2 separate regions of the Homo sapiens genome follow, and region 1 is linked to region 2. Evidence: read pairs that join two places in POLR2A ChIA-PET (ENCODE). Cell type or tissue: A673. All regions are shown on one strand. Links, peaks and the distances in the headings refer to the core of each region. The heading gives the core; the rest is flanking DNA. Region 1 overlaps RGS5 (regulator of G protein signaling 5). Region 2 has its middle 20 kb from the start of CCDC190.

The links. ChIA-PET counts read pairs that join two places held together with the same protein. Peaks named below come from ENCODE experiments on the same cell type or tissue, not always from the same donor. Only the 100,000 strongest peaks of a DNase experiment are listed, where the experiment ranks them.
Region 1: POLR2A ChIA-PET joins it to region 2 with 6 read pairs; 1 of 35 experiments calls an interaction of 5 or more read pairs at or near these places.

What each region holds. Positions count from the first base shown.
Region 1 is chr1:163,193,167-163,198,554 of GRCh38, forward strand. All of the region lies in intron 1 of RGS5 (regulator of G protein signaling 5), which reads right to left. The region is part of intron 2 of RGS5-AS1 (RGS5 antisense RNA 1); the gene reads left to right. Among named protein-coding and RNA genes, the nearest start is that of RGS5, 7.1 kb to the right of the region's middle. In A673, for the core only: no CTCF peak of the experiment used is centred there; a DNase peak (open chromatin) is centred at 2,925.
Region 2 is chr1:162,838,249-162,843,636 of GRCh38, forward strand. No RefSeq gene overlaps it. Among named protein-coding and RNA genes, the nearest start is that of CCDC190, 20 kb to the right of the region's middle. In A673, for the core only: a CTCF peak has its summit at 2,261; DNase peaks (open chromatin) are centred at 2,203, 2,803 and 3,223; H3K27ac peaks cover 3,295 bases.

The DNA of each region.
Region 1 (5,388 bases), core at 222-5,221, 360 kb after region 2:
GAATGTAGAGTTTTAAGTCTCTAAATGATCTGTCCAGATGGGCTAGGTGCTGTTTTGAGCAGCGCCTGGGGAAACAGTTAGGAAGGAAAACATGGAGAATATAGAATAAAGGTCTTAGCCTCATTTACTATTCATGAAACCAACATGGTCATCAAGTATCTACTGTCCAAAGTATTCAAAAGCTGCTTGGCCAATTCCTTTAAACACTGAAATATTTTCTTTTTGAAGGAGAACAAAAATTCAGGTTAAGTTATTCTACCTAGGCATGGCAACTGAATGGAATGCCTTGCAAATAAATACTCTGTTTGGACTTTTCAGGAGCTCTATGGTCAGGGTAAATAAGCCTAAAAACGCACATGGATTAGCTGTGTTGATAATGCATGCATCCTATAATTAGGTTGATCACACCTACAGATTTTCCAGGAAAGACCCAATTTCTAATGCCTAGTCTGGAGGCAAACTATATGTTCCTAATCTGGTTGGAATTTGCAGTTGCTGAGCATATACACGCCTGACATGGATTTATGCAGTCAGCAGTCTTCATAGCACTTCCAAGAATTGTCAGTACTCCATGATCTACCCAGATGGCAGATGAAAATTGGTTAATTATGTAAAGACCTGGAAACCCTGACATACCCTTCTCATCCCATCCTCAAGGATGAAAACTTTTCCACTGTTAAGGCAAATGACAAGTTTACCTCTAAGCAACATTCAGAAGGGCAGGAGTGGGCCACCCTTTCCCACTGGAGAAAATGTAGTGTAGTATAAATGTAGTCAGTGGTGCCACACCCCCAAAGTCACATGCGTCTGTGTTTACTTTTTTATCTTGCCCTCAGTGACATTATACACTTGAAGAGGAAAAAATGAAGTTAACTGTAAATAAAGTGCAAGCATCATACACTGTTAGATTCAGATTCTAATTCATCCTCAAATTGTACAAGAAACCGAGACCACCCTTTTTCTTCATAGAATTCACCAAAATAAAACAGAATCACTTTCCACTGCATATTAATATATACTTTTCACAAACTGGGAGTATATTCTGAACTTATCACAAGTCTTTTAAAGAAATATGGGGTTCTTAATTGAGTCCACTGAGATTTTTAAACATTATGGGAAGAAAATTGCACATATGTAATTGATTGCATCTTTTAAGCTACATTCAGGAGTTTGTTTCCCAGGCCTTCCTATATGACTTAGATGAGATAAGAAATTATAATAAAAATGGAATATTTTCTCAAAATACATGGTGTCCCAATTCAGAATAAGAAAGTGTTGGAGCTGGAAGGAGTATAACAGACCATATAATTGATCACGTCCTATTACAAATGTAATAGTGATACTTGGAGAGGGGAACTGGCACATGACTTATCCTCCACTAGGTAGTAGAAGCCAGTGTTACAGCTCAGGTGCCTGTATTCCCTATCTAGTACCTTTCCCACATGTTATATAGCCTCTTATACTTGTGTCTAAAAAGACTGTGTTTTTCAAATAAATTGCAAAGAAAGAATAAACAGGAAGCCTATTGACTGAGAGAGATATAAGATTAAGAAATCTCAATGTGTGAACATTTTTGGATCCTAATACAAACAATCCAATTGAGAAAAGAGCATTGAAAATATTTCGATTCTTACCGGATATTCAATGAATTATAGAATTATTGTTAACTTTTAAGTATGATCATGGTTTTTAATGAGCTTTATCATTTTGTAAAGACTTGATATGTTTTGTAAGAAGAAATATACGTTGATAATTAAAAAGTCAAAAAACAATAGATGTTGGCATGGATGTGGTAAAAAGGGAACACTTTTATACTGCTGGTGGGAATATAAATTAGTACAACCTCTATGGAAAACAGTATAGGGATTCCTTAAAGAACTAAAAGTAGAACTACCATTTGATCCAGCAATCCCAATCCAGTGTCTGCCCAAAGGAAAAGAAGTCATTATATGAAGACATATGCACACTTATGTTTATAGCAGCACCATTTGCAGTTGCAAAGATATAGAACTAACCTACGTGCCCATCGACCAGTGAGTGAGTGGATAAAGACAATGTGGTATACATATACCATGTTGTATATAAGAATGGAATAATGTCGTTTGCAGCAACTTGGATGGAGCTGGAGGCTATCATTCTAAGTGAAGTAACTCAGGAATGGAAAACCACATATTGCATGTTCTCACTTATAAGTGGGAGCTAAGCTATGAGGATGCAAAGGAATAAGAGTGATATAATGGACTGTGGGGAATCAGGGGGCAAGGGTGAAAGGGGGATGAGGGATAAAAGACTGCCTATAGGCTACAGGGTGCAGTGCTTGGGTGAAGGGTGCCCTGAAATTTCAGAAATCACCACTAAAGAACTTATTCATGTAACCAAACATCAACTGTACCCCAAAAACTACTGAAACAAAAGTAACAATAATAATTTAAAATATATATATATTGAAAAAATTATGGATAAAGTATTTTTTAAATACTGTACCATTTTTAAAATTTATCTTTATTTTTTTTTAAAAGATGAGGTTATGATGAGGAAGGATAAAAAGGAGTAAGTTTTATCAAAGGCCTTAGCACATAATTGACTGACTTAAATTATGTTTCCTTCACTGCCTACAAAGGGGAAAAGAGAGATAAAAGGAAAATAATTGTTTAATAGGGGTCCTTCTACTAAAAACTAGTCACCTTAAATATAATATTTCATTTATTTCTTTTAGCACTTCTGAGAAAATGAAGTTCAGAGAGGTTTGGTGACTTCCCAAAGTTCACACAGTAAGGAAGAAATAGAGGAAGTTATGAGCACTGTTCTTTCTACCCCGCCACACTGCAATTCAAGCGCTGGTCTTGAGGCAGGGGAGAGACTGTGAGCTCACATCCTTCCTTACTGTGAACATTTTCTTTCCTATTCCTGAATCCTGTAATCTTAAGAGTAACTTCCTCGATCGTTAGAAACAATCAGGCTTTCACTGTCTTTATCCTCTGGGTGACTCAGCCTTCAAAGTAGTGCAGATGCAATGTTATCTGAGAACTGATTAGAACTTTAAGGGAGGAAAGAGATAGGAAACTGTTATCTTCTGGCCTCCAGCCATATTCTGGTTCCTGTTACTAATGACTGATCCTGACTGAATTAATTAAAATTTAGCCCCTTTTCTCTCTGGCCAGCAGTACAGACAAAAACCATTAACAATGGCTCCAGAGACATAAATAAACTCTCTCCCTAGATATCATCTATCCCGTAATATTGTGTAGTCCTTGCTAGAGAAGGAGAAACAAATTAGATAACCTTTCTGGGATGTTTCAAAATGTAAGATTCTGGGATCTAAAAGTGTTATGAATTGATATCTGGTGATTCAGCATAACCCAGACTAAATGAAAGAAAGAATAGAAAGGGGCAACTAGCTGGAATACAGAATGCAATTCACTAAAGAAGCTTCAACAGTAACTGCATGAGGAACAGCCCAGGCAGTACAACTTCCTAGAGCTCACCTAAGGGATACCATCATTGCAGCCAAAAGAAGACTCACCTCTTTAACAAGGCTTTCCTCATTATAGAAATGCAGACAGTCTCCTTCACTTTTCTTTTTCTCCTAATCCCCACTCCCCTTCTCCCATAGCAGGCACCTCTCTTTATTTAGCAACACACACTCTTTTTCCGATTGTGGCCTAAAATGTCAACACTGATACTGTTCTTGGTCTCCCCAATACCCAAGGAAAGCAGAGGAAATACCAAGCTGTCCTAGAAGTGCTCTTGTCTCTATTTGCTGTAACTTCATTCATGTATTCCTTCAACAAAATGTTTATTTGGTGTCTACTATACCAAATACAGTCTATCCTTTTAGTAATAAAATCATTTAGGTGAAGGGGAGGACTATCTTTCCCCTGAATAAATCTCTTCCATCCTCAGAGTTGGGAACAGATGAGCACTGGAGAAGTTCCCAGAGAACCATATGCAGGACTTGCTGCCCAGGAGGTTAACTGTGGTTAGAAACTCAGCGGTTTCCCTCCTTGCTGGCCTCTGAGAGATAATACAGGTTGTACATAGATGTCACAACATCAGCCAAATTGGCTGTGCCCGCCCATCTCTGGGTCTCTGCACACACAGGCCTGTCCCCTTCACCTAGATGGCCTTCCTTCTCTCTCCTCTTCCTGTCTAGACCTGGCTAACTCCTCTGTCCTCTTAGACTTTCTTCAAGCATCATCCGTATAACCTTGTAAATTCTTCCCTGCCCACTAAAAGCTCTAGGGGCCCCGCCTACCACCCCAACTTCTGTGCTTCTTGGCACTTTATGGATATATTCCTTCGTAGTGGATTGCAACACTGAGCATTAATTTTTTCTTATTTATCTCCCTAACTGGGCTTAAATTTCCATGGGAGCAGGGCATGGGTCTTTCATCCATATGCCTAAGGCAAGTACACAGGTTTGAAAGGCAATCTAGAGAAATCACTGATATTGTTTCATCAGTAGGAATCAAAATAAATGTTTTTCTTAGTGATCCCCCTCCAAATTTTATTAAATAGTTCATTCACTTTCTTAACATTCTAAAGTTTCACTACAATGCTTTCAATGACATCTCTAGAATATCAGGTATAGTAAGCTTGAAATTCATACTTATTCTCAGCAAGCATGATCCTAAACCCAACCAGAAGCTCTGCTAGGACCTCTCTCAGGTTTCTTTGATGGTCCTCAATTCATTCCAATTGAGCTATCAGTTGTTCAAGCTAATTGCCAGTCTTTAATTCACTTGGTGCTTGCCTTTTCTCTACAATTAGCCCAAGGATGTGCTTATGCCTTTGAATTTATTAATCCTGAAAACCCAGGAACCTTGACTCACTCTAGTGCTTTTAAAGGTTTAACAACCTCAGATTAGTTCATTAGTAGTCCTGCTTATTAGCTGCCTTTCTATTCTAAATTGTCCACACTTGACCCACATAAATCAGAGAACATGGGGAAAAAAATGATTGTTTTGTAAAATAATAATACATTTTAAAAACAAAATTTTTAAAAACAAAAATTTAAAATAAATTTAAAAATAATAAATGTTTGAAAATTACCTTTCCCATTTACTTCCTATGGCTTCTGAAATTCCTAGCATTGACACACCCTTGAGATGGCCAAAAGCCCCTGTGTGAACTGTGGATTAAACACATTATACCCTTAGCCCTTCTCAGTCTGAAACAGAAATCAGATCTATGCCAGTCACCCAGAGTAGCAAAGGGCTTGTAGCTCTTTAAAATACTAATAACTGCACTGGTTCCTTTATATTATGATGATATTTAGATTTTTGAGACTATTGCTCATTAAAATTTTAAGGAGGCCTCATATACTTTTATATATTTAAAGAAACAAATAATCCAAACTTTTGGGCAATGAATAACCATAAGCACACA
Region 2 (5,388 bases), core at 94-5,093:
TCCTTTTACATGATAGACACATAATAGTTGTTGAACTGAAGAGATCTCCTATTTCAAAGAAAATTGACAGAGTGTGCTTAGGACAATATCTTGCATATGAAGATGACATGGTAATTATCTGATGAATCAAGAACCTCATAGTGCCCCTCTCTGTGTCCCCAGGGCCTGTATTCCAGTGCACAGTTGAAACCACCTTTGCAAAAACTGTGACAGTGAGAGAAATCTAACATAACTAATTCCATCTGACTTGTAATCTCACAAACTATTCTTGCTCATTCCTGGGCGTAGGCTATGGGAGGAATTTAGTTTACAGTTTAACTTTAAAACAAAGTCGTTTCCTGAAACTAACCTCCTCCTTGCTCAGGGACTTAAACTGCCTTTGTAGAACTCCACAAGGTTAGAATTATGGTTCAGGAGTTATGTAGCCAGAGGTAACAAGAATTAACCTCCTCAATTGCTCCTATAGATAGCATCACTATTGTAAAAACTAAAACTGGTGTTTGAGGTGTTTTTCAGACCTTGCATTTTGATGGACCAGGTGGTGCCACCTGGACTGGTAGCCATACCAATAAATTGGCTCAACTGGTCTTGTGACCCCTACCCAAGAACCAACTCAACATGACAAGAGAACTTCAACCGCCTGTAATTTTATCTCTGACCCAACCAGTCAGCATCCCTCATTCCCTAGCCACCTGCCCACCAAACTATCCTTGAAAAACCTTAGCCTCTGAATTCTCAGAGAGGTAGATTTGCGAAACATCTCCCACCCTTCAGCTTGGCTGGCACTGTGATTATTAAACTCTTTCTCTACCGCAACTCCTGCTGTTCTCAGTGTTTGGCGCTTCTGGGCAGCAGGCAAGATGAACCCACTTGGGTGATTACAGGGTGCTCAGGCACAGTGGTGGCCAACCTTACATATGAAATTCTGCCTCCTTTAATCTGGATGCTGCTGGTGCCCATCATATTATTGGTGAGTAAGAAATATGACTTCACTATAAAAATGCATTCACTTTGGGTACATATAAGATTAATTTTAGGTTTGGGGAGCAAAGAAAGCAGATGTTTATGTAAATTACAAGTTTTAGCAGTTTTCAAGTTCATTAATTCTTTATCTTTACTTTATCCTACTGATCCAGAGGGTACAGCATGTGGGAATTTATTTTGCACTCTTGTTTGTACCATACAGTGTTCTCTGAGGCAATATACCTCAGCAGGTGCCACCAGGTGTAATGCAATTATCTTTGCACTTAATGTCTTCCATCAGCTGGACTTGCTTCCCTCATGTTGGCTGCCTGACTTTGAGAAACACAGAAATGTGAGACCTTGGGAACATCAGGAACTGCCTTTCTTTTAGAAATTATTTTCCAACATGGGTTCTTCAGGAAAGTAGTTATTCTGCAAGATGTCAGTAGGTAATAAAAAAAAGCAAGCAAGCAGGGAATAAAGAAAGAAAGAGGAAGGAAGGGGAAGGGAAAGAAAGAGGCATAGTGGAGAAGTAGAAAGGGGAGCAAGGGAAGAAAGAAAAAAAGAGAGAGAGAAACAGAAAGAAAGAGCAACAGAGAAAGAAAGAGAGAAAGAAAAGAAAGAAAGAAGAAAGAAAGAAAAAGAAAGAAAGAAAGAAAGAAGGAAGGAAGGAAGCAAGGAAGGAGGCCGGGCGCAGTGGCTCACGCCTGTAATCCCAGCACTTTGGGAGGCCGAGGCGGGTGGATCACGAGGTCAGGAGATCGAGACCATCCTGGCTAACACGGTGAAACCCTGTCTCTACTGAAAATACAACAAAAATTAGCCGGGCGCGATGGCAGGCACCTGTAGTCCCAGCTACTCGGGAGGCTGAGGCAGGAGAATGGCGTGAACCTGGGAGGCAGAGCTTGCAGTGAGTGGAGATCGCGCTACTGCACTCCAGCCTGGGTGACAGAGCGAGACTCTGTCTCAAAAAAAAAAAAAGGAAGGAAGGAAGGAAAGAAGGAAGGAAGGAAGAAGGAAGGAAGGGGGGAGGGAGGGAAGGAAGGAAGGAAGGAAGGAAGGAAGGAAGGAAGGAAGGAAGGAAGGAAGGAAGGAGGGAAGGCAGGCAGGCAGGCAGGCAGGCAAGCAGGAAAGGAGGAAAATTTCCATAGGAATTTTTCTTTAACTGTGGAACTTGCCAAGATCTTTACTATGCTAGTATCATGTTACCATGTGTGAATCCCTAAGATGGGGATAGAAGATACAGTGTATCCCAAATGCATTCAAACACAGACTCCTTTTTTGAGGACATCTTGTGGCCAGAATGCTCTATGAAAACACTGGGGGAACTGTTCCTAAAAGGTAAAGGCTTCTGTATATCTTTACTGTTGTTGTAATATTCCTCCTTTTCAACAAAGCTTAGACAAAAGATTAGAAAGGAATATGCTGACACATCAATAGCATTGCCTCCTAATGCTGGGACCTTGTATACATTTTTAGGTTCCTGTAACATTTTTTGTACTTTCCAAATATCTACAATTAACATGCATTTGTTATTATATCCTAAAATAATTAAATAAAAATTATGTTTTTATGACCCTGGTTACACTAGCAAAAATGTTGCTAGTTCTTAATGGGTAACTTATCTTTCTTCCTTTGCTCAGCTGTACTTTTCCTGGTGAATTCTTTCACAGCAACACCTTACAATGGAGCAGAAGTGTTAGTAAGTGCTGTGACATCAGAATCCTTCTTAACACAGTGATCCAAGAGTAGCTGCTAACAATCATGGCCCATGAGAAACAAACTAATTTGCCAAACCTTCCTTGTATCTAGTGAGAGAGATCCCAGTGCACTGTACTTGCATGCTGGTGTGCCTGTCTCCCACCGCCTCTCTGTGAGCAGCTCTAGACCCTCACCCAGCATGGGAATGAGTGCTCAATGAGCAGCAGCCCTTCTCTGTGTATCTACAGTGCCTAGCCCAGTAGTGGCTAGCCCGGAAGTGCCTACTCCTAGTGGGTGCTTCATAAATGCTAGCTGATTAAAATTAAGTAAAAGATTCGGTAAAAGGAATCTATGTTCAGAGTGAGAAATCTTCAACTGATTTTCTTATAAAGTTTTCTCTCCTTTTGAAAACCACCAGGAACATTAATAAGCAACCTATTGAGGACTCTTACTTTCTATACATCTATACATTTACAGCATTGGGATATAAGTCAAAGGCATGGGTATTTATGCTCAGGCTTGTGCTAAGAGCCCCAAGGGACAGAGAAAAAACAGTCACTGGTAATCTGTCCCCCCTCACATGCACAATGCAGGGAACTTAAATCTTGATGAGGATACAAAATTTAAGTACAGAGACAAAGAGAGGTCAAAAACAAGACCTCCTAAATGTGCTGCTATAAACATGCGTGTGCAAGTATCTTTTTCGAATAATGACTTCTTTTCCTCTGGGTATCTACCCAGTAGTGGGATTGCTGGATCAAATGGTAGTTCTACTTTTACTTATTTAAGGAATCTCCACACTGTTTTTCATAGTGGCTGTACTAGTTTACATTCCCACCAGCAGTCTAGAAGTGTTCCCTGATCACCACATCCATGCCAACGTCTACAGTTTTTTGATTCTTTGATTATGGCCATTCTTACAGGAATAAGGTGGTATCGCATTGTGGTTTTGATTTGCATTTCCCTGATCATTAGTGATGCTGAGCATTTTTTCTTATGTTTGTTGCCCATTTGTATTTTTTTTTTTTTTTTTTTTTTGAGACGGAGTCTCGCTCTGTCGCCCAGGCTGGAGTGCAGTGGCGCAATCTCGGCTCACTGCAAGCTCTGCCTCCCGGGTTCACGCCATTCTCCTGCCTCAGCCTCCCGAGTAGCTGGGACTGCAGGCACCCGCCACCACGCCCGGCTAATTTTTTTGTGTTTTTAGTAGAAACAGGGTTTCACTGTGTTAGCCAGGATGGTCTCAATCTTCTGACCTCATGATCTGCCCACCTTGGCCTCCCAAAGTGCTGGGATTACAGGTGTGAGCCACCGCGCCTGGCCCATTTGTATATCTTCTTTTGAGAATTGTCTGTTCATGTTCTTAGCCCACTTTTTGATGAGAATTGATTGTTTTCTTCTTACTGATTCCTTTGAATTCATTGTAGATTCTGGATATTAGTCCTTTGTCAGATGTAGATTGTGAAGATTTTCTCCCACTCTGTGGGTTGTCTGTTCACTGTGCTGACTGTTCTTTTTGCCATGCAAAAGCTCTTTAGTTTGATTAGCAAAGTTGTGGAACCAACCCAAATGCCCATCAATCAAAGAGTGGATACAGAAACTCTTATATATATATATATATATATATATATATATATATATAAAATATATCTCATATATCACATATATCAGATATATATATGATATATATATACACACACACACACAATGGAATACTACTCAGCCATAAAAAGGAATGAATTAGCAGCATTTGCAATGACCTGGATGAGATTAGAGACTATTATTCTAAGTGAAGTAACTTGGGAATGGAAAACCAAATATTCCATGTTCTCACTGATATGTGGGAACTAAGCTATGAGGACACAAAGGCATAAGAATGGTACAATGGACTTTGGGGACTTGGGAGGAAGGGTGGGAGGGGGGTGAAGGATAAAAGACAGCAAATATGGTGCAGTGTATACTGCTCAGGTGATGGGTGCACCAGGTTCTCACAGAACTCCACTAAAGAACTTACTCATGTAACCAAATACCAACTGTACCCCAATATCTTATGGAAAAATAAAATTAAAAATAAAAGAAAAAAGACGTTCTGAACTCAAGTTTTGAATTGCTGCTGCTCCAGCAGACAGGAAGGGAGAGATTCCCCTGCGAAATCATGCATTAAGTGGGACTTGTGCTGAGCCCTGAAACATAAACAGATTTCAACATAATCTAATTTTTAGTTGATGGTGATCCTGTTTGGATATCTTATAACGTGGGCGCTAGGAGACTATCATCCAAGGCTTCATTTTAGTTCTAACATAATGCTTAGTTTTTCGTAGGTGAAGGGCATTAAAAAAGTATGCGTATGTATGTGTCTCACACACAATATACACACACAGATACTCTTTGTTTCATTAATTGTGAGATTTACATTTTCATATTTTAACTTCTTTGAAATTGTGATGCATTTTACAATCAAGAGCATGCCATAGTTTAATTGGCAGCATTCTTTTTCTTTCTTACTAGTACATAAAACAAGGGTGCATCTCATAAAATTGGCATCCTGGATCAGATGAAATACAGTATTAAATATTTATGTCTATTTACATATGTATAAGTGTACTTGTTTGCGAGTATGTATCTCTATACTCACATCAACATGTGAACATGTATTACAAATGCAGTTTGCTGTTCCATTCAGTCATTTGAATAAAATGGGCTGCCATAGAAGCCATCAGGCTTAGC